Regions from separate parts of the Mus musculus genome. Here region 2 is linked to region 1. Evidence: chromatin loops called from intact Hi-C (ENCODE). Cell type or tissue: left cerebral cortex. All regions are shown on one strand.

Evidence for each region. Hi-C counts contacts between places; a loop is a spot of excess contacts. Peaks named below come from ENCODE experiments on the same cell type or tissue, not always from the same donor. Only the 100,000 strongest peaks of a DNase experiment are listed, where the experiment ranks them.
Region 2: a loop joins it to region 1, with 5 times the contacts of the local background. A loop is called at or near these places in 2 of 42 quality-filtered maps.

Annotation. Positions count from the first base shown.
Region 1 is chr11:100,167,204-100,171,203 of GRCm38, forward strand. All of the region lies in intron 1 of Gm39022 (a long non-coding RNA gene), which reads left to right. Among named protein-coding and RNA genes, the nearest start is that of Gm39022, 2.3 kb to the left of the region's middle. In left cerebral cortex, CTCF peaks have their summits at 2,057 (motif pointing left) and 2,332 (motif pointing right); DNase peaks (open chromatin) are centred at 2,002 and 2,373.
Region 2 is chr11:99,580,149-99,584,148 of GRCm38, forward strand. Krtap1-5 (keratin associated protein 1-5) reads right to left here and starts at 868. Exons shown (of 1, transcript NM_027157.3): 1 at 1-868. The coding sequence starts at 817. The coding sequence ends at 449. It overlaps Krtap1-4 (keratin associated protein 1-4), which reads right to left and starts at 3,529. Exons shown (of 1, transcript NM_001039502.2): 1 at 2,401-3,529. The coding sequence starts at 3,480. The coding sequence ends at 2,914. Gm32730 (a long non-coding RNA gene) reads left to right here and starts at 1,625. Exons shown (of 5, transcript XR_880207.2): 1 at 1,625-1,793. In left cerebral cortex, no CTCF peak of the experiment used is centred here; a DNase peak (open chromatin) is centred at 1,614.

The DNA of each region.
Region 1 (4,000 bases):
AACGCCAAAAGGCAAGGTTAGTACATCTAGAGACTTTCCCAGAACTATAGACATTAATGAATTAGGTCTTTGTCTTCATTTTGGCTGGTGATGTTGTCTCTGTGCTAAGTTTTATGGCCTGAGTGGTACTTTCATCATGGAGTTAATTATGCTAAGGTCTGGGGGCCTGGTACTAGATGTCTTTTTGTGTCCTGGACCCTACCCTACCAGACTCCTATGTTAAGAATGGGTCTTGTCACTTCTCACCTCTCTGGAAACAAGCTTCCAGACACACCAGAAGCCTTGCTTCCTGGTTCTAAATCCAGTCAAGTTGACAGTTAAGATTAACCTCCATGCCACAGCCTCCAGAGGAAGGCATTTCATACCTACGCTCTCATTTTAGTCATACAATTCATTTCAGACTGTGAGGCAACAAGTTTGAAATAGGTATGATAGCATACCTGCAATCCCAGCACTCGGAAGGCTGATCTGAGGCGGGGGGCGGGGGAGAATCCTGAATTTGATGGCAATTCAGGATACTAGAGAAATCCACCTCAAAATCAAGGCGATGGTGAATTTGTCTTGGTTTGTGGTAACCTGTTACCGGCAGCCTCTTCTCCCACACAATCCCCTGCCCAGGCCCCAAACTCACTCCTCTAAACCCCTATCCGAGCTCCCCTTGGGTGCTGCTCTCTGCTGACTCTACCACTCTCTACATCTCTGGACAGGGTGTGCTTTGCCCACAGCCCTCTCAGCTACCCCTAAGCATCCATCTAGCCCCAATGGGACCAAGTGTCTGAAAATCTCCATGAAACCTGATATACAGGCAGCCTGTATCTTAGATGGGGGAAGTGAGGGGAGGCAACTTTAAGTATCCTCTTCCATATCCAGCCTGTACCAAACAAAAGAAGGAAGCCTTGAGAAGCAAGGTTCAGAGTAAAGCAGCCAGCCCTCATCTCAGGTCCCCCGCACCACATGTTGAGATTTCCGGGCCGCATTTCTCCTTCGTCCAGCCCCCGCCCTATGGGTTAAACAGGGTAGGGCAAGGCCTTGGCCAGTGGGTGTGGCTGGCAGGGCGCCATGTCCTTTCCCAGGGTTGCCTCCCTACCTGGCTTGTCTGCACCCGGTACTGCCAGGCAGCAGGGCCTCTTCACTCCTTCCGCATCCCACCAAGCTGAGCAGGGGGTTGGGGTGAGTGACTCATTCCACACCCCTCCTAATTGCCCTTTCCCTCACCCTGCCAGGCCTCAGCCCCTCTTAACTCCATCTCCACACAACACTAATTCCTGCCCATCCGAGTGCTTTAGGAAGGCCCGGCTCCACTCTCAGCACTCCGGTCCAGGACACCACTGCCACGGGCAACCTCTCCACCTGCCTCAGGGAGTTAACAGTGGGGTCTGTCTGTCTCAGCCCAATCTCCAGCCATGAGCTCACATGTAAAAAACTAGCTACCCTGACTCCTACTCCCTGTTTCTTTACAGTCACTATGTAAATTACATACATATGTTATATACATATGTGCATTACAGCAACCTTCCAGGAGAAATGGTTACCACCCATTTCACAGATAAGGAAACAGAGGCTCATGTGTTTGTTCGTGTCCCTTCCTTCCACCACCTTCACGTACTCTCTAAGCAAACTCAGGAGAACCATAAGAGGAAAGACAGCATTTAGAGTCCAAAGCCCTGCAGCATAGGTTGCATCATCTACGGGTGGCCTGGTCTTGGGATATGTGTGTGGTAGTCATGTCCAGCAGCCTCAGACACTGCTGGCTTCTCCACGGGCTTACCTCATAGGCCCACCCTGCAAGCCCCTAGGCCAAACTGCACTTCCTTCTAGACCTCCAAAACTAGGTAAGGGAAGCAGGACTGGATCTTTGTTCTTGTGCAGTCCAAGATGCATTTGAAGAGAGAATGAGGGCCTTGCACAAGGGCAGCCAGCTGATAAAACACACGCCCTTTGTCCTCAGGCTGCAAAGCGTCCTTTTCTTCCCAGCCAGAGTAGGACCAGCTCAGCTCAACAGCACCCCCTGGAGGCCAAAGGACGCTTGACACTCTGAAGCCGGGCAGGTTTCGTCCACCCCCAACTCCTTTTCTGTCCGGCTGACCTAGCCTTATTCAAACCAGAAAAATCTTGGACACTGCAGAACCTATACTCCAGACTGCTCCCTGGCCTTCCTACAGTAGCAAAGAGGATTAAATGGATAGTATTACAAGAGTTAGAACCCAGGAGGACCAAAAGTCCAAAGTTTCACCTGTGCAACCCTGGGCTTATGTCTCCTTTTTTCTGGCCAACGGGACTATGGAGGAGGTACTGTCTTCCGAGAAAGAGCACTTACCTTCCAGCTGTAAAACTAATTTGACATTTCACCAGTGTGTAATATGTCCACAAGGGGGCGCTGCAGCCATAGTTGTGAGGCAGTTATTGAAGGCACTATTCATACCAGCTTCTGGCCTGCCCCAGGTTGCCTCCAGATCAGCGAACCTCCTGCTTAGGAGTAAATGTCCTGCTCCAGTCACAGTATATTGAAAAACTTCCCAGAATACCTCAGTCATCTCATGTCTCACTTCTACTGGGAGTAGAGTTCAGGGAGACCCATAGGTAACAAAACTGTAGCCATCTTGGATAGACTAGGAACAAGTTGCTGAAATTCTCTTTGGAGCACCTCATGGGATCGGGGAGGAGGCCATTCTGGAACAGGGGTTAATTCTGGTTTAGGGTCCCCATGGGCAGCAAGGACTCAGGACTCAGACCTGAATCTGACCTTAGCACCCACAGGAGGAAGGCAGGGAGCCCCTCAAGGCCATAACTCCAATGTGGCTCTTAATAACCGTTCACCTTCTTATCTCTGAGCCACGTCCACTTCCACCAGCTCTTTCACCTACCCTCCCTGTCTTACTTGCCATCCTTGACCCTCTCCCCTAGCCTTGCCCCAAGTCTAGATCAGTGACCACGCTCCACACTCTGCAGCCTGCATATCGTTCCCGTCACAGCCTATGGCTCACTGGAAGTGGTTTCTGTGTCACCTGCAGGTGGCACGGGATGCCCCTGGGAACAGGAACTGTGTGTCCTCTAAGGATTTGTTGAATGCATGAGTCACCTAGAAGGGCACAATGTGGATTACAGCGTAGACCCCTGGGAGCTGTCGCCATCCTCTTCTTCCTTTCCCCTTAGCTCTATCAGCTTGATTCCATCCCATGCATTTGATGGGTTCTGTTCTTTGTTCCCATCGTCCTCCTGAATTTGCCAAACTTTTCCTCTGGGAATTCCAGAGTAGCTTAAGTGCAGCCTAGGACAGAAAAGGATGAAGTCATGAGAGCCCAGGGGCTGGTGAGGAAGATTTTGTTTCATTTGCATTTAGATATAAGAGAGAGGACGACTTTCCTCTAGACTTGGGGGAGGGGAGTGGCAGGATTGGGTGACACTGAGGTGTTGTTGAGAGAGATAAGTGTCTCAGGGAAGGAGACAGTTTGGGGGAATTTAGGGCTTTTCAATGTTGGTTTTAAGATTGGTGAGTTTCAGCCAGCACACTCCTTTAATCCCAGCACTTAGGAGGCAGAGGCAGGAGGATTTCTGAGTTCAAAGACAGCCTGGTTTGTAGAGTGAGTTCCAGGTCAGCCAGGGCTACATAGAGAACCCCTGTCTCAACAGAAATTAGTCCAATCAGGTCCTGCCTATCTGAACTACTGTCACTTGAAAGTTCAAGATCAAGGTTAGGACTTCACAGCTCTGGAAGGAGCCCCCTTAAACTCAGAGGTGCTTGGCCAGCTGAGGCACTGTAAAGGACACCCACAGTGGAGTTAAACTACTCTCAACCTCTGACCTAGGCCCTGCCCTATGCTGAGGGTCTAGTAGTTAGAACGAATTTCTAATAGGCAGACAGACAGGGAGAGGAGCCATGACTAGGAAGTAAAAGTAGTGTACTTCCAAGATGGCTGGCATCTTTCTTGCCTGTCTATAAACGAGGCCACAGTAAAGAAACAGCTGAAATGGTTTCTCTGTGATATGGAGGAAGGTTTTA
Region 2 (4,000 bases), 590 kb before region 1:
AGGAACTTCCATTTTTCTCTGATGACATCTGAAGAATGTCTCTCAGCTGTGGGCTGGTGTCTTTGATGTTAGAAAAGCTTTAAGTAAACAGAAGATAAAAGTTGGTCACCAAGCAGGAAGAATAGGATTACAGATTGTTCTAAAGAAAATATTCTTCAAGATTTTGACAATTTTCAATTCTGCAAGAGTTTCAGATGCAATACATCCAGAACAATTTGGTGGTCAGCCTGTGGGTTCTCAGCATTTCTGGATCCACTGTAGAGGGTCAAGGTATTGGTTATAGAACAGACTCGGACAGGGCTGTGATGCGCCTGTACTCTGAGGCCTCATAAAAGACAACGAAGCAAAGGTTGGAGAACTTGTTACTGCTCCAGAGTTGGTTAAGGAGATGCACAATTCAAGAATACCATGATCTGGGCAATCAAAAAATTAGCTCTTAATAGGTGGATTAGCAGCAGTAGCAGCAACAGGCTGGGCGGCAGCAGGACTGTCCACAGTAGGATGGACGGCAGCAGGAGGCCTGGGCGTGGTGCAGCTGGCAGCAGGTTGGGGGTATACAGCTCACCACACAGCAGGGGGGCAGGCAGGTGCCCTCCACGCGGCAGTCAGGGCGGCACCATCTAACACGGCAGCTCACACCTCCAAAGCCACCCTCCTGGCCACAGCCAATTCCACCCCCAATGCCATAGCCTGTCCCACAGCAGCTTGGCTGGAAGCAGCTGGTCTCACAACAGCTGGGCTGGCAGCAGCTGGAGCCACAGGTGCCACCAGTGGAGCAAGTGGGAAAGCCACAGAAGCTAGTAGCACAGCAGGCCATGTTGTCAGGAGTTGGTTGGATGTTGAGTAGGTTGGATGAGTTTCTGAGTTTGGGAGCAAACCTGAGCATGGGGCCTTTTATATAGTCAAGCAAGTTGCTGTTTATAAAATTCTTAACATATTTTTCTTGTTTTTTGTTTAAATTTGTTCCTCAGTGGTCCTCTGATTGGCTTCCATTGAAATACTTGTGACATATTATGGGGATGGTTTTGTTTTATAAGGTCGCTGTGACTCGTTCTATTGGCCGCATACTCTTTGGAGTAGCGTTTGTGGTTTCCATGTTCAAAGAGTCTTCTTACTGTAGGTTAAGACAACACCCTTACTCTGAATAGTTGTCATTCCACTTGGCCGTCTAGCCAAACCTCTGAAGCAGAAGGCCATATGACTGCCTTTCAAGCATTATTTTTCTCTCTTGCATAGATAGACTAAATTCTATTGAATTTAAAGCATTGGTGTATTTGCCAAATTGAGCATACATGTAACATCTACCCCATCGACACTGTCACCATAATCAAATGGTCTTCGTAGCTCTTTCCATTTCAATAGATTGGAAATGTGTAAGCGTTATTTGTATTTCAGGCCAGAGAGTTCTTTCACTGTGAACTAAATGACTTGTTTTTATTTTTTTTTTTTCTTTTTCTCTTCAGAAAGTATCCAGACTGATTTTCGCATATTCTTATTAAATGTTTACTGAATCTGATTCAGGGGTGATTAACTAAGGGGGGCGGAGTATAGGGTATGATTCATGAACGCCTGAACCACTCAAGAGTGAGTAAGAGCACTTTCAAGTTGTAGCGCTGCCCACAAAGACTTCTTTGCCGTGAAGACAGTAGGGAATAGTGAGCTATTTTTGTCTGAATTTAGTGGTTGGAAAAAGCTTGAGAAAAATATCTAGGAGTACAGTCATTCAATTCTCTCTTTTCTGGAATGTACCATTCTATTTGTAATCCATCGTTGCTGCCAATTTAATGAGAGAGGTAAGTGGTGGGGACTTGTAAATATCCTGAAAAAAAAAGTCTTAAGTCTTTATGTATTTTGTGTATTTAGTCAACTGCTTATATAAGAACTAAAATTACATGATAGACTCTACCTCCTTTTGTTCTAGGTTTGTGTTAACTTCTTAAGAAAGGCATTTTTTTTCAATTGGATTGCAAATTATAAATTGTGATATTGCTGTTTGAGATTTCTAAGGCATTTGTATGATGTGGTGGTGGAATTCAGCAGTTATACCTCAAAGCTGCTTGCTCTACTCTTATCTAGTACAGATGTATCCCTCATACACCCAGTAAGTGCAGGTGAATACTGGGAGTTGAAGTTTATACAGCTGGAGATCAGCAGAATGGAGTTAGGCCAAGTTGTAGGAACTGAACCCAAGTTCTATTGGAAATGGTATTGGCAGATATTTAGCAAAAGAGTTAGTAGATAATAATCTAGTTTCTTTATGTTGTGCATGGATAAAGAAAAATCATCTACTGTATTAAATGGGACAAGGTTTGAGTTGGTATAAAAAGTCCATGAAGGGTAACTCTATTGGTCTGGGTCCATTTTAATAAACATTCACACATTTAAATAGCCATGAATATTATTTAATGCACAGAACATTTTATTAGCAGACGATTCAAACATAAGTTAATTTTCATACAACCATTTTGCTTTAGATTATGTGCCTATGCCTGAAGATTACTATCATCTATAGATGGGCAGCTTAAAATTAGAAGATGCACAGAAATCTATTCACTTGTGCACAAAACACTTTATTTGAGAGCATCGGGGTCTCTTCAAGTGGAAAGCTTGATGGAAGACGTGTGGGGACCGAGGACTAGGGAATAAAGTCCACACCTCACTGGAATGATGTACTGCTGCATCCTTTGTGCATCATCTAAGCAAAGAAGGGTCCCTGGAACATGCTGATTGAGACGCGTGTTCAGTGGACTAATTCCAGCACGCCTTTGGGGATCCTGATGAAGAGTTCCACCTCCAGGAACAGGTTAACAACATGAAGATACTTAGCATCCACCACACAGAACACATCCTCAGCAGTCCACACAATTCTTCAGGGCTTTCTGTTGCATTTCTAACTATTCAGGAACCTGGTTCTTAACAGCTGGGCTCAGAGCAGCTGGGCTTAGAGCAGCTGGGCTCACAACAGTGGCAGCAGCAGGCTGGGCGGCAGCAGGACTGTCCACAGTAGGATGGGCGGCAGCAGGAGGCCTGGGCATGGTGCAGCTGGCAGCAGGTTGGGGGTGTGCAGCTCACCACACAGCAGGGGGGCAGGCAGGTGCCCTCCACACGGCAGTCAGGGCGGCACCATCTAACACGGCAGCTCAGGCCTCCACTGCCACCCTCCTGGCCACTGCCAGTTCCACAGCAGCTGGTCTGACAGCAGCTGGGCTGGCAGCAGCTGGACTGGGTGCAGGTGGGCTGACAACAGCTGGACTGGGTGCAGGTGGGCTGACAACAGCTGGACTGGGTGCAGGTGGGCTGACAGCAGCTGGACTGGGTGCAGGTGGGCTGGCAGCAGCTGGACTGGGTGCAGGTGGATTGGGAGCAGCTGGGTTGGCAGCAGCTGGATTGGGAGCAGCTGGGCTGACAGCAGTTAGAACCACATGTGCCGCCAGTGGAGCAAGTGGGAAAGCCACAGAAACTAGTAGCGCAGCAGGCCATGGTGTCTGGAGTCAATTTGGTTGTTCTGTGAGGAGAAGTTTCTGAGTTTGGTTTGTGTCTTCCTCACCTGGTCTTTTATATATTCCCTATAGCTGCGTATTCATCTAACATTTAGCATCTTCCCTTGACGCAAGTTGCAAAGTCAGTCTTTGATTGGTCAGTATCTGAGTAATTAGAAACGTATAAACAGTGCTTCCATCATCTGCTATAGTCAGTGATCAATTAAGTGGCCCTGTGCTTCCTCTTTCCCCTCTGGTCTAAGGGAAGGTATATTACCTAACACAGCAGCCCTCTATAAAAGTCAAATGACAAACACTACCATGGCTTGCTTTGCCTCAGCTGACCTTTGATAACCTTAGGCACAAGTTTATCCAAACTGAAAATTTATTTCCTAAGCAGCCACTCATGATTTCATAAACAGTTTACTCAGACTCGGTAAGACTAATATTGATGTCATAAAAACATGAACTATTAAACTGATCAGCATCCAAACAAAGTCTGCCTTCCTGGGATCAGTCTG